Regions from separate parts of the Homo sapiens genome. Here region 2 is linked to region 1. The links are chromatin contacts, found by Hi-C or POLR2A ChIA-PET in ENCODE. All regions are on one chromosome and are shown on one strand. Each heading gives the region's core, a stretch centred on a gene start or an enhancer-like site at or near the end of the contact. The rest is flanking DNA. Distances are from core to core; before and after follow the strand shown. Region 1 overlaps MAML2 (mastermind like transcriptional coactivator 2). Region 2 holds the start of MTMR2 (myotubularin related protein 2).

Region 1 (6,075 bases), core at 2,468-4,967:
AATACAAATTTCCGGATTAGTGACTGGGTAGATGATGGAGTTATTTGCTGCTGAGTAAAGGAATGTAGGGAGAGGAGTGTGTTTCATGATGGGGATGGCAGGCAAGCAAACGATGGGTTCAAGTTTGGGCATGTTGAATGTGAGATGTCTGTGGGGCATGTAAGTGGAGACATCCCCTGCTAGTGAGATATTCAGGTTTACAGATCAGGAGCGAACTTTGGTCTGTCTGTGCAGATTGGGTTGAAATGCACATAAGCATTGGTTGAAGGAATGAATGTGGCTGTGAGTGTCTAAATGGATTGCAAGGAACAAGAAGAGAAAAGGGTGGGAATGAAACTCTGGGGAACATCAAGATTTAAGGAGCTAGGAGGAAAGGAATAAAGTGGAGGAGATGAAGAGCTGAACGATTATGAAAAAAAGAAGAGAGTGTTTCAAGGAGGGAGTGAGCAACCTCGTCAAATGCTACAGAGGTCACCTGCGATAGGGCAGAGCCATATCGGTGGCATCTGGCATTTGATTGTGATTGGGGGCAGGTGCCAAGTTGCAATGTTTTGAGGAGTGGATGGAAGGTAAAAAAAGGGAAACAAAGTAGGTAGATTCTTCTTCTTAAAAGCTCTACTGGAGGAAGGAGAGAGAGGACAGTGGCTAGAGAGAGTTACAGGGTAGAAGACTTCCTCATCATTTTTAAATACTTCACAGCAGTTGGTACAATACTTGGTATTTTGTAGGTACAAAGTTAAACATTCTAGAATGGAGGATTCCGCCATCTTGCCTAATTCTTTCACTTTATGTTGTTCCTAGTCTTCCAAATTTTCCTCCTTTTCTCTATCCCAACAGGAAATGCAGAGAGGCTGCAATTCCTTGTTCAAATACTAGGTGGAAGGCATACAGTTTGTTTCTTCTGCAGTAGCTAAACAGGTTGTATGTAATAGGAACTTCCGTATGCATCTGAAGCAGAAAAGATAAGAAAGAAGCCAGGCCACAATAAACACAGATATTACAGAGAAAGCATCGGTGTTGCATTCAGGTATTCTTTTGGTTGGGTTTTATTTCCAAATAAATATACGTATATGGCAAAATCTTATTTAAGGAACAACAAAAAAAAATACTCCATGGGAGACTTACAAAAGAGATGGACGGCATTGAGTGGGTTGAATGAAAATTTTGGCAGCATATATTTTCAGGAAATCTGAGGATACTAAAAGCCTATTTAAAATAGTATCCTATTTGATCTTGATAACCAAAGATATTTCAAAGCATCAGGATTGGGTCTAATCGCTTGTTAAATTAAGGTCACATATGGGACTTGCTTTTGACCAGACAGTTTCATGCTCCTGAATAAGAAGGCTCTAATAAAGTTTGATCTTTGGATGCCTATCATGTATTATCAAGCCTATCATTTTCTCCATCAAAGAAAATATAGTCAGAGGTCAGAAAATAAGGGAGTGGGGAGGGGTAGTGGGAAGGACAGAGCAATCCAACAACCCTTGATCCATCTCTGCATCAATTGAGACCATTCTCCACTATCTGTGCTCACATAGTAAGCACACATCATTTTATTTCTTGCTTTTGCTTCCCATCATATTTTTAAACTTTCAATATCATTAAGTAACACCCTTTTTTCCTCCATGATAGCTAGTGTCACAGGTGCTTTTTTCCTCCTTTTTATTATTTTTGGCAGCAGAGAGATTTTTTTTCTCTCCCATTGACCTGTACCTATTCCTAGCAAATTCACTGCTTCATGACAAGCGCCAACAGTCATACGCAGATGCAATTTATCTTTGCGCGCAGCTGGTCTGTGTGCATGTGTGTCTGTGTGAGTGTTCTTCTTTCCCATTGTTTGACTCCTTTTAACTCCACTCAGATCTCTCTAATCACAGTTTGGAATTCACCTGAATTTCCCTGCTGGGAGAGCTGAAAAAGCTGACATCAAGTTGCTAAGACCACAGCTCTGAAAAGGAAATGGCACATCTTTATTGGTGGAACACATTAAAAGATGTGAATGTGAGGTTTTTAAGTAAGATGCTGCATACGCATAACCTCTAGGTGCTTGACAGTGACATTGTCCCACATGTTGGCCATCTCCTCCATAATTAAAGAAAAGCTTTGAAAAAAGAATACAAGTGTTTGATTTTCACACTAAAACATTATTCTGGGAATTCAGAGCCCACAGCTGGCTATGCCCAATCCAAAGCATGGAAATTGTTCACACAAATCTTTTCATGAGGTTGAGGGAGACTTCAGCATTCCAGCTATATTCTGCTCTGAGGGAAACATTTTAATTTCTTTTGATTTCTTATGTGTCCATTCACAAGGTTAGTTTTCTTTTTTTCTAAAAAAAAAAGAAAGTTGCTATAGTAACAATCATCTATCACAGGGCCCCTACTTGAGTACTTACAAATGCTGCTCGTTAAACAAGCAGATCCTTGTGCCACGTGGAAGGCCAGAGAGAAACATCAGTATATCAAGATTGTCAAAGATTAAATGGTGAAAATAAAAGATTTTTAAAAATGGAAACAGAAGCATCAGTGGATGCTTCCATCGGATAGGGCACTCTATACATAACACAGCTATTTCTCTACCACAAGGCCAACCAAACAATTTCATAGTGATCAGACTTGACAGGGCCTTGAAGAAAGCAATTAAGAGGAAATGGGCTTAGGCCATTCCCAAAGACAGTCTGATGTCTGGTTTTTGCTCAAAACTCAGCAGCCATGTTGTGTGGCATGAAGCATGACCTGGGGCAGTGTCCATCTCAGGAGCATGGCCTCGGGCCTGCCTCTCAGAGGCCCTGGAGTGAAAGCAGGGCTCCGCCCAAGAACCTGTGTACATCCATTTCCTTTTCCTGGGAGTAGCTGGACTAAAATGCCTGAGCCGCTGGGTATGCTTCTTGACTTACACAAATGTCACCAGGAGTATTTGTGTGAAGATCATTTCAGTCTACGAAGTACTAACAGGATATAAAAAGCCATCACAGAACCAGAAGGAGACCATTCTTCCCTCCCCTCTGATTCTACTTTCTAGGTAAGAGGAGGATAGGCCTCTGACCTCCCACTCTTGCCCCAACTTCACCTTCTGTGATTATGTGTCTGATATCTATGCATTAGCCATCCCTTTCTTCCATAAGCCTATTAATTTGAAAGAATAACTGATAATACAGGCTTGATTGACTCATTACTTTTTGTGATATAAGGAACATAGGTGGCTTAATTGAAAGTGTTTTCAGAAAGAAACAGAAAAAGAAAGGCAAGAAAGAAAGTGTGAGGGCCACTTGGTCAACTGCTGAGAAGAAACACTGGGGTTTCCCTTTCTGGTTGTGGGCTAAGCAAAAGTTCGCCCTCTGCACTATGGGCTCTCTCTGCATTTGAGTCACAGAAAATCAGTGAGCAAAAAGGCAACAATACAGAAATATGTTTGGCTTCATCTTTTATGAACAATCTGAATTCAGTTTGCATTTTGCAGGGCAAAAAAAAAGGATAGTTTTTCTAGAAAATAGATGGGAAGGAGGAAGAGGAGGAGGAAAATAGAACCCAATAGAAAAGTCTTTAAAAGACAAAAAAAAAAAAAAAAAACTTTGAGGCTTTCTTTTTCTTAGCGACAAGCTAGGGCTACTCACATTTAATCATGCTGTTCAAAAGGAAGCATATTGTGCCAAAATTTCCATGAGGAAAATTTCACTGCCTTGCATTGTTTTATTTCAGACTGCTCTTTACTTTGAGTCTGTATTTTCAAATTCTTTCTTTGAATATTTATGCCCTTAGGCAGACATATTAACTCATTTTACATTGAGAATCTCATTACATCAAGTAAAAATCCTAAGCCTGATAAAATGATTTACCCCCTCAATTTAACTTTTATTTTAGTCTCCCACCAGCTTCCCTGAAGTAGATTTGCTGCCAAGCTATAATACTATTTTAGACTGAGTCATCCAAGCACACTGAACAGCTTTTACTCTGCTCCTAATGTTTCTCCATCCCCGTTGTTTGAAAAAAAAAAAAAAGAAAAGAAAAAAAAGAGAAAGGAACGTGTTTTTCTATGGGTTTGCATTTGAAATGGTTACGAATGATGAAAAAGAAAAATAGGAGGCTTTAATCCAGGGTGTTTGGCCCCTAGGGAACATAGACTACTCTCTCCCCCATCTCTTAACTCCCTAAAGGGGGCATGTAGTGCTATACATTTTTAAGCTCTACTGAGGCCTTGAAACCACTGAAAGCATATGAAGGCGGTTGTATAAGTTTAAGTACACAATGCTTCATTTATTCATGGAGAGAATTTGAAGTCATTCATAGAGAGTGTGGTTGAAAACACCTACTGGAAAAATTAAAAATAAAAATAAAAATAAAACATTTGATGAAGCCCCGCTCTAGGAAACTGACATACCATCTCCAGAGTTGGAGAATTTGAAGAAAAAAAAAATCAGGGAAACAGGCCTTGGTTTTTTAAACATCTAATTTAATTATCTTTAATTTGTTAAATTTTTTTCAAAGACAGAGTCTTGCTACATTGCCTAGGCTGGTCTTGAACTCCTGACCTCAAGTGATCCTCCTACCTTGGCCTCCCAAAGTGCTGGGATTACAGGCATGAGCCATCATGCCTGGCCCCAGGAATCATGTCTTCTGAGGGAAATCCTGACCATTCCTTGATGGTTCAGACTTTGCTATGGGCAAAAATATTCCAGACTGAGAAAGGTACCAAGAGTCTTGGTGAGAAATCAGTCTAGAGGTACCAGATTTCAGTTTCTGTCACCTAATTTCATCGTTTGATCCTAATCTCCTTAGCTCTTGTTCCTTCTCACTCCCTCTTCCCTCCCCACTCAGAACCTCAGTTTGAAATGAATTCATGCAAATCCACCCCACCTATCTCTGCTTTTGCAAGTCCCACTTTACAGCCTCTGGCTTCTGTAGCTTGTGATCTCACATACTCACACCCTCCCTAGACTCTTAGTGATTTATATTGTTGGCTGTGCTGATGGGAAAGCCCAAAATATTTTTGGAAATAAAGAAGTAGCATCTAAAGTTTCACCAGAGAGGCTCTCACCATGAAAGGGAATTGTGAATACTGAAAAGTGTTGCCGGCCTCCCTCCTTTCTGAACTCCTTGAGAACTGGTTAAATGGCAGACTTGAGGGCCCCACATAGGTGTCTTTGTCAGTAGAAAAGGCTCAGGCCCCATCTGCTGAGCTACCATGGCAAGGATTAAGTATACCTGGAATGTGGAACAGAGCCAAGAACTCTGATCCCAATAGGCAAAGAAATAAACAGGAGTAGGGAGGGTGGAGAGGGAAGAGGTGAGCTGGCTGGGATCAAAAAGACTGTTGTCAAGATCTCTAGTGAGGCAGAGGCAGCCGGTATGGAGGTTGGTTAGAAACTGAGCTGTCAGAAGTACGTTTCTGCTGAGGTTCTTCAGGAGAGGACACGGAAGTTCATGGGCTGGCATAGGTCACAGATGGGAATTGCATACAAAGATCCAAAGATACAAGGTAGTGAGGTTTAAGGGGTACATATTAAATGTTTGGTGCTGTGAGGTAGATTATTGGTCTTTTTTTGCTTTTTTTTTTTTCTGTAAGAGATGGGGTCTTGCTCTGTGCCCGGGCTGGAGTACAGTAGCTTGATCATAGCTCACTGTAACATCAAACTCCTGTGCTCAAGAGATCCTCCTGTTTTAGCCTACCAAGTAGCTGGGACTACAGGTGTGTACCATCATGCTTGGCTATGTATTTATTTATTTTTTGGTAGAGATGGGGGCGTCTTTGTAGGTTGCCCAGGCTGGTCGTGAACTCTTGGTCTCAAGCAAATCTCTTGCCTCAGCTGAAGCACTGCGATTACAGACATGTAATCCACCACCACACCTGGCGGATTTTTTTTTTTTTAAACCCCATTCATACTCCAAGTAATCCTGGCTCAGAAATTAAATTAATTCAACTGACCAATATGTGTCTCATCTGTTACCTCCTGCAGGGTCTGATCAGTATAAGCATTCGACAAATATTGAATACCTCTGTGCTGGGCTCTGTCATACACGTGTTCAAGGAGTCACTGGAGTCCAGTGGGGAAGACTGACAATCAATGAATACATA
Region 2 (6,075 bases), core at 1,658-4,157, 190 kb before region 1:
AGCTAAACTCAGCAGAAATTTATGTTAATGCATGTGTGAAAAACATTCTGTGACACATTTAACAATATTAACTATTATTCTGCCAGAGATATCAAAACAAATTCCAAAGGCAGTTTCCCAATTAGGCCTCTGTATAAAAACAGAAAGCATAAAAATAAACTACAATTTAAGGGAATCATTTCTGCAAAAACTGAGATAATATAGGCCAAACAGCAATAATTTTGCTTTGTCAAAGGCTAATGAAACAAAAGAAATAACTTAAACAATCTAGATAGACACTTAACATAGCTATGAGACCAAAGCAGGCCACACTGGCAATGTATTAGAGTCACCTGCGATGAAGTGTTAGCCTAGATTGTTTAAAATTAAGCTTTCTAACTAGTGTCTATAATGTATCTATTACATACTGTTGATTAAGGAGAGTGCCACAAACAGGTATGATGATTAATGAAATAAAAGATACATAGAATTTAGCAGGGAAACTTCCATACAGTAGACATTAAGTAAATGTTACTTTTCTACCTTCCAGAGGAGAGTAATGAAAGCTGGCATTCTCTTATGGAAAATAGGAATCATACTTATATTTTTGTCCAGAGAGGATTAGGCTAATCTACTATATCACAATTCTCTCGAGGAGTACTTAATTTTCTCAAATTTGTCAGTAACATAATTTTTTATAGAGAAGTTCATATACATATATAATCTTTATACTTGCTGGGCTTTCTGTTTTAGGAAATAAATATGTTCAAGTGGCACCGTTAGGTATATTAGTTTGTAATAATAAAGGACACTTATTTCGTGTAATTGCAAAAATCCAAAACAAAGGTTATTTGCAAAGGAATTATCTTTAAAATTAATATCAATGCATTCATCTTAGTATTGTCATTAAAATTTTAAAAATGACAATGTTAGAGTTCCAAGGGACCTTACAGATTTTCTAGATCAAGCTTCTTATTTTAAAAGATGAGAAAACTGTAGACTAGAAAGTCTAAATGAAAAGACCAAAGAGCTAGCTCAGCCAGAGACTTCAGCATGGGAGCTTCCTAACTTCCAGTACTTCCTTCTTTCTAACATACTGTGCTGCTTCATGTGGTTCTAACTTCTCTGCCTTGGATGAGAGTACTGGTTGCCTCTTATGCTATTCTGAGGCATAGTTGTCATTTGTAACTTTCCCATAAAATTCGAATTTTCCAACCTGTTTTCTGAATGAATTACACAACTGAACATGTTAATCCTCAGCTTTCCAAATTTCAAAGCAATAAATACAGAATTCAAAAAATACTTGATTCAAACGTGCAATATATATAATCAAACTGCAAAGAAAAATCCTCCTTTCCTGGATAATTCAGGCTACAAATTCGAAAAAAAAAAAACCATTTAGTGAGCACCTATCACATGCTGAGACTATGTTAAGTGCTGGAGATATGAAGATGATTAAGATTGCCCTCAAGTATAATAGCTTATAACCTGGTAGAAAAGGCACTTTAAGCCAACAATTATAGTGTGCTTATTAAAGACTCTGAAAAACGACTGTGCAGGGAGCTATGAGTGCATATGGCAATGTAGAATGACGGGATCAGACAGTGGTTCCCCAGTGAGGTGCTGAACATCAACAGGAAAAAAGGCAATAACTACCCATATTTAGCAGAATCCAAAATGAATTATAATAGAGCCACTTCAACTGATTGAAGGAGAAAATGAAAATTGTGTGTTTTCACACAGCAGTTATCGAATCACTCTCTAATAACAATTAGACTATTATTCAGTGGAAAAGAACCAGATTTCATCGTGGCTGCATAAAAAGCAAATACAGGTCTTATATTATTTTTTAAAAAATTTTTAAATCATTATTTTAAAATCAAAGAAAAAGACTGCATCCAAAACGCGTCTAGTTAATATTCATAAAAGCTCTCTGCAAAGCTGCATAAAGTCCTCCTCAAAATTCCAGGATAAAATTCCCATCTGTTACAAGAGAAATGACAACGTGGAGAACCAGTAGCCCAAGAAGGAAGAAAACTACCACTCATTTTGTTTTCTTAAACCTATCACTGGGGATAAAAACCACTCAGATTCCTTGATACTGACTTTCAGCTGGAAGATTTAGAAAAGAGAAGCACAGGAGACATTTTTATTTACATATTTAAGCAAAAAGGGAGGCGAGAAGAAAATCAGAGTGTAGAGAAAAGCATGAAAGAAATTAAGAAGGTGAAGCCATGAAAAGAGAGAAAAGGGCTGGGCAAGAACCCAAAAACCAAAGACATAAGAAGGGGTGGAGGAGGAAAGACTGACTTTAGGATGGTTTTGGAAAAAGTGACAGAGAAAGACAGGAAATGTGGGGAAAAGAATGGGGGCGGGGGGAACTGTCTTAAAAAAGGTTTGAGAGGGAATGAAAGACAGGAGAAAGTAATTAACTGGGACCACCTCCATCGGGGAGAAAACGAGATCGGAATATGAAAGGTAGAGGAATCGATAAAGAAGCAGCGAGTTTTAACCTCCTTTTCCTCAGCCTCCACGCCCCAGGGAGGGAGGCAGAAGTGGTTCCCAAGTCCCGGGGAAGGAATTCCGGCGTAGCCTTCAGAAACCAGAATCCGCGAATTGGGGCAACAATCCAGCAGGTCCCCGGCCCCTCTCCATCCCCTTCGGACGCTGGGCGGGGCCCTGGGCGTCCTGGTTACCTGGACAAGGAGTCCACGCTGGGCGGCCGAGCCGCCGCCGGCTGGGAGCCAAGACTCTCGCAGCTCGAGCTCTTCTCCATCGCGCGGCAGGGGCAGCACAGGGAAAGGCTGAAGCAGTCTTCGCGGCTACAGGGCGGGAGAAGCGGAGGGCGGAGTGCTACGGACCGGGGCCGCAGTCAGGCCAGCGCCGGCCCGGGAGGGAGACCGGAAGCGGCCATGTTCCCCCAGAGTGCACCGCGCCTGTAGGCTGCTGGGCAGCGGGAAGACCCCACTGCGCAGCTCAGACGCCGGCATCGACTCTCCGTGCTGGCTGTGTCCGGCCGCGCGACATCTGGTCTTGGGGAAAGGGAGGTGGCGGCTCCCAGGGTGAGGGGGTCTGGTGAAGCGGGAGGGATGAAGGACCAGACCCTTATGGAAGGAGGAGAAATCCTAGGTGTAAGAGGAATGAGGGAACACTAAACATGAGGGTCTCAGGAAGGCGATAAGGACCTGAGGCCAGGAGGATGATTTAGACAGGAATGTGGGGGTCAAGGAAAACAAGAGGACCGGATAATGAGAGAAAAGTGAGAAAGAGGTATGGGAGAGGGATTGGGGAGGATCTGATATACATGCAAAAAGAATTATATACTACTGGATGCGGTGGTGTTGGATTACCCAAGTAGAAGACAAACTTTCACCGATTTTTCCCTGCCCTTTCAAATTCCCGTGCCTAGCAGGAAGGGAGTGTGGAGGAATAGAACTGTGATAAGAGAACAGGAACTGGGTAAAGGGGAAATGCTTCTGCTAGGATTTTTCTGTTAGGATACAGGAAAGCCATAAGGACACCATAAAGGGATTTTTCTGATTGAGATTGAATCCTAATCATCTCATGTATGGGGTGTAAAATTATGCAAAGATTATTCCTGTAAAAAAAAAATCAGACCATCCTTAAAAAACTTCCTTGCTAGGATAAATTGAATTATATTGATTTAAACTAGATTTAATTTATAATGTACAACTGATGTCTTTTAAAAAACCTTATAGTTGCAGTGCAGTATTAACTTGCAAGTACATTCCCAAGAAGAACAACCTAGCTTAGTTATGTTCAGTGTAAGGTAGAATAGTTACTGATGAGTATGTGTTTAAGCACAAAAGGCTTAGCCTTTTTTGAGTTTGGCGAGGACAGACAGCGACCGATTGTTTTTATTTCCATAATTTTTAAGATACCTTAACTGGACTCTGTAGGCAAAGGGAGTAGGTAGTCAAAAACATTTTTTAACAAGCTTAAATATCTATCATGACTCATAGAAGAATTTCCTTATTTCTTCACCATCTCTACCTGCCTTCCAAAATGCTGACTCACTGTCAGCTACTTTGACTTAAATTTCCTTAGTGAAGGCTGATGAACCCTTGAATGGGAGACCTATGTACTTTCTTCCACCCAGTTCATTCGTAGCACTTTGTTAATAGAACCCTCGAAACCTTCTGCCTGATGTAACAATATGTGTATGGTTCTATCTAGTGATTAATAAAGAACAGTGTAGTAAAAGTGTAGAGACTTTGGAACCAGACAGATCTTCATCGGAATCCCGGTTCTGTCTCTACACTTGCTCTGTGCTGTGGTTAAGTTGTTTCACATCTCTAAAATGGGAATAAAATGGGAATAAAAATATCTACGTAATAGGTTGTTTTTCTCTGTGCAGAGTCGGTTGCACAGTACGGTCTCACTAAGTAGATTTATTATTACTTGTTTTTCCACTGAACTTACTGCTTGACTTCTAACCTGACTGGTAAAATGGTAACTTCTCAGAGTGAAAACACAAGCAAAGAATATCAGCTGGAAATTAATTAGTGAACTCTAATTAATTAATGAACTCTAAGAAAATGAAAAAACATGGTTAACTTGGGACCTCACCAAAAGTTATTAATTTTTCAATTTATAATCTGGGCTGTTTTTTCTCAAACTATCTGCAAGAAGGAACAGTGTTTTGTTTTTAATTTTCAAACCATCACCAACCAAAACTTTTTTAAAATATAAGAAAAATTAATCACAGTTGGTTCCATATCCTCAGATTCAACCAACCACAGATTGAAAAATTTGTAAAAATTGTAAAAAACAAAATAATACAAATAGAAGACAATACAGTATAACAACTATTTACATAACATTTACATTGTATTAGATATTATAAGTAATCTAGAGTTGATTTAAAGTATACAGGAGGGTATGCATAGGTTATATGTAGACACTAATGCCATTTTATTTAAGAGACTTGAGCATCTTTAGCTTTTACTATCCTTGGGGGTCCTGAAACCAATAACCTGCAGATACTAAGGGATAACTGCACTAGGAAAATTAAAGAAAAAGGTTTGCAAAATACAAGGCCAAATTGTTTATTAGATTTAACAGATATTACTCCTTGAAAGTTTCGTGAAAGTTCCTAAACACTTATTCTCAATATTGCGTTGATCTCATCATAGACTGACAACAGTTCATGTATGGGTACTACACCAAAAAACCATTGAGATCTCATAAATTAATAAAGTTGCAGAATACAAAATCCACATCCAAAATTAGTTTGCATTTCTATGCATCTATAATGGCCAAAAAAGAAATCAAGAAGGCAATCCCATTTACAAAAACTGCAAAACAAAAACAAACAAACAAAAACCAGGAATAAGTTTAACCAAGGAAATGAAAGACCTCTACAAGAAAAACTATAAAACTCTGATAAAGGAAATTGAAGAAGATGCAAATAAATGGAAAGACATTTCATGCTCATGGAACAGAACAATTAACATTGTTAAAATAACCATACTACCCAAAGCAATCTACAAATTCAATGTCTATCAAAATATCAGTGTCATTTTTCACAAAAAAAGAAGAAAAATTCTAAAATTCACATGAAACTAAAAAAGAGCCTGAATAGCCAAAGCAATCCTGAGCAAAAAGAACAAAGCTGGAGGCATCAGACTATCTGACTTCAAAATATAAATAAACATAAGGCTATACCAACAGCAGCGTATGGTATAAAAACAAACACACATACCAAAGGAACATAAGAGAGAATCCAGAAATAAACACATGCATTTACAGCCAACTGATTTTGGACAGACATCAAGAAAACACACTGGGGAAAGGACAATCTCTTCAATAAATGGTGCTAGAAATATTGGATATCCATATTCAGAAGAATAAAACTGGACCCCTGTATCTTACCACATACACAAATCAACTTAAGATGGATTAAAGACTAAAATGTAACACCCAAAGCTGTAAAATAACTACAATAAAATACAAGGGAACTACTTCAGGACTTTAGGCAATGATTTTACAGCTAAAACCTCAAAAGCACAAGTAACAAAAACACAAATAGACAAATGGGACTATATTAAAGTAAAAAGCTTCTGCACAGTAAAG

What was found. Hi-C counts contacts between places; a loop is a spot of excess contacts on that map. ChIA-PET counts read pairs that join two places held with the same protein, here RNA polymerase II (POLR2A). Pooled maps may share reads with other maps.
Region 2: a pooled map shows a loop between it and region 1 (2.6-fold over the local background). The contact joins the promoter of MTMR2 here to the enhancer-like site in region 1. A Hi-C loop is called at or near these places in 2 of 50 pooled maps. POLR2A ChIA-PET finds 5 or more read pairs at or near these places in 2 of 52 experiments (BJ and CD8-positive, alpha-beta T cell).

What each region holds. Positions count from the first base shown.
Region 1 is chr11:96,109,619-96,115,693 of GRCh38, forward strand. The region is part of intron 1 of MAML2 (mastermind like transcriptional coactivator 2); the gene reads right to left. Among named protein-coding and RNA genes, the nearest start is that of MTMR2, 190 kb to the left of the region's middle. Within about 2 kb of position 3,718, at least 7 of the 41 ENCODE cell types and tissues checked have a DNase peak (open chromatin) inside an H3K27ac peak, as active enhancers do.
Region 2 is chr11:95,921,200-95,927,274 of GRCh38, forward strand. It overlaps MTMR2 (myotubularin related protein 2), which reads right to left and starts at 2,908. Exons shown (of 15, transcript NM_016156.6): 1 at 2,676-2,908. The coding sequence starts at 2,755. RefSeq lists enhancers at 2,886-2,935, 2,996-3,125.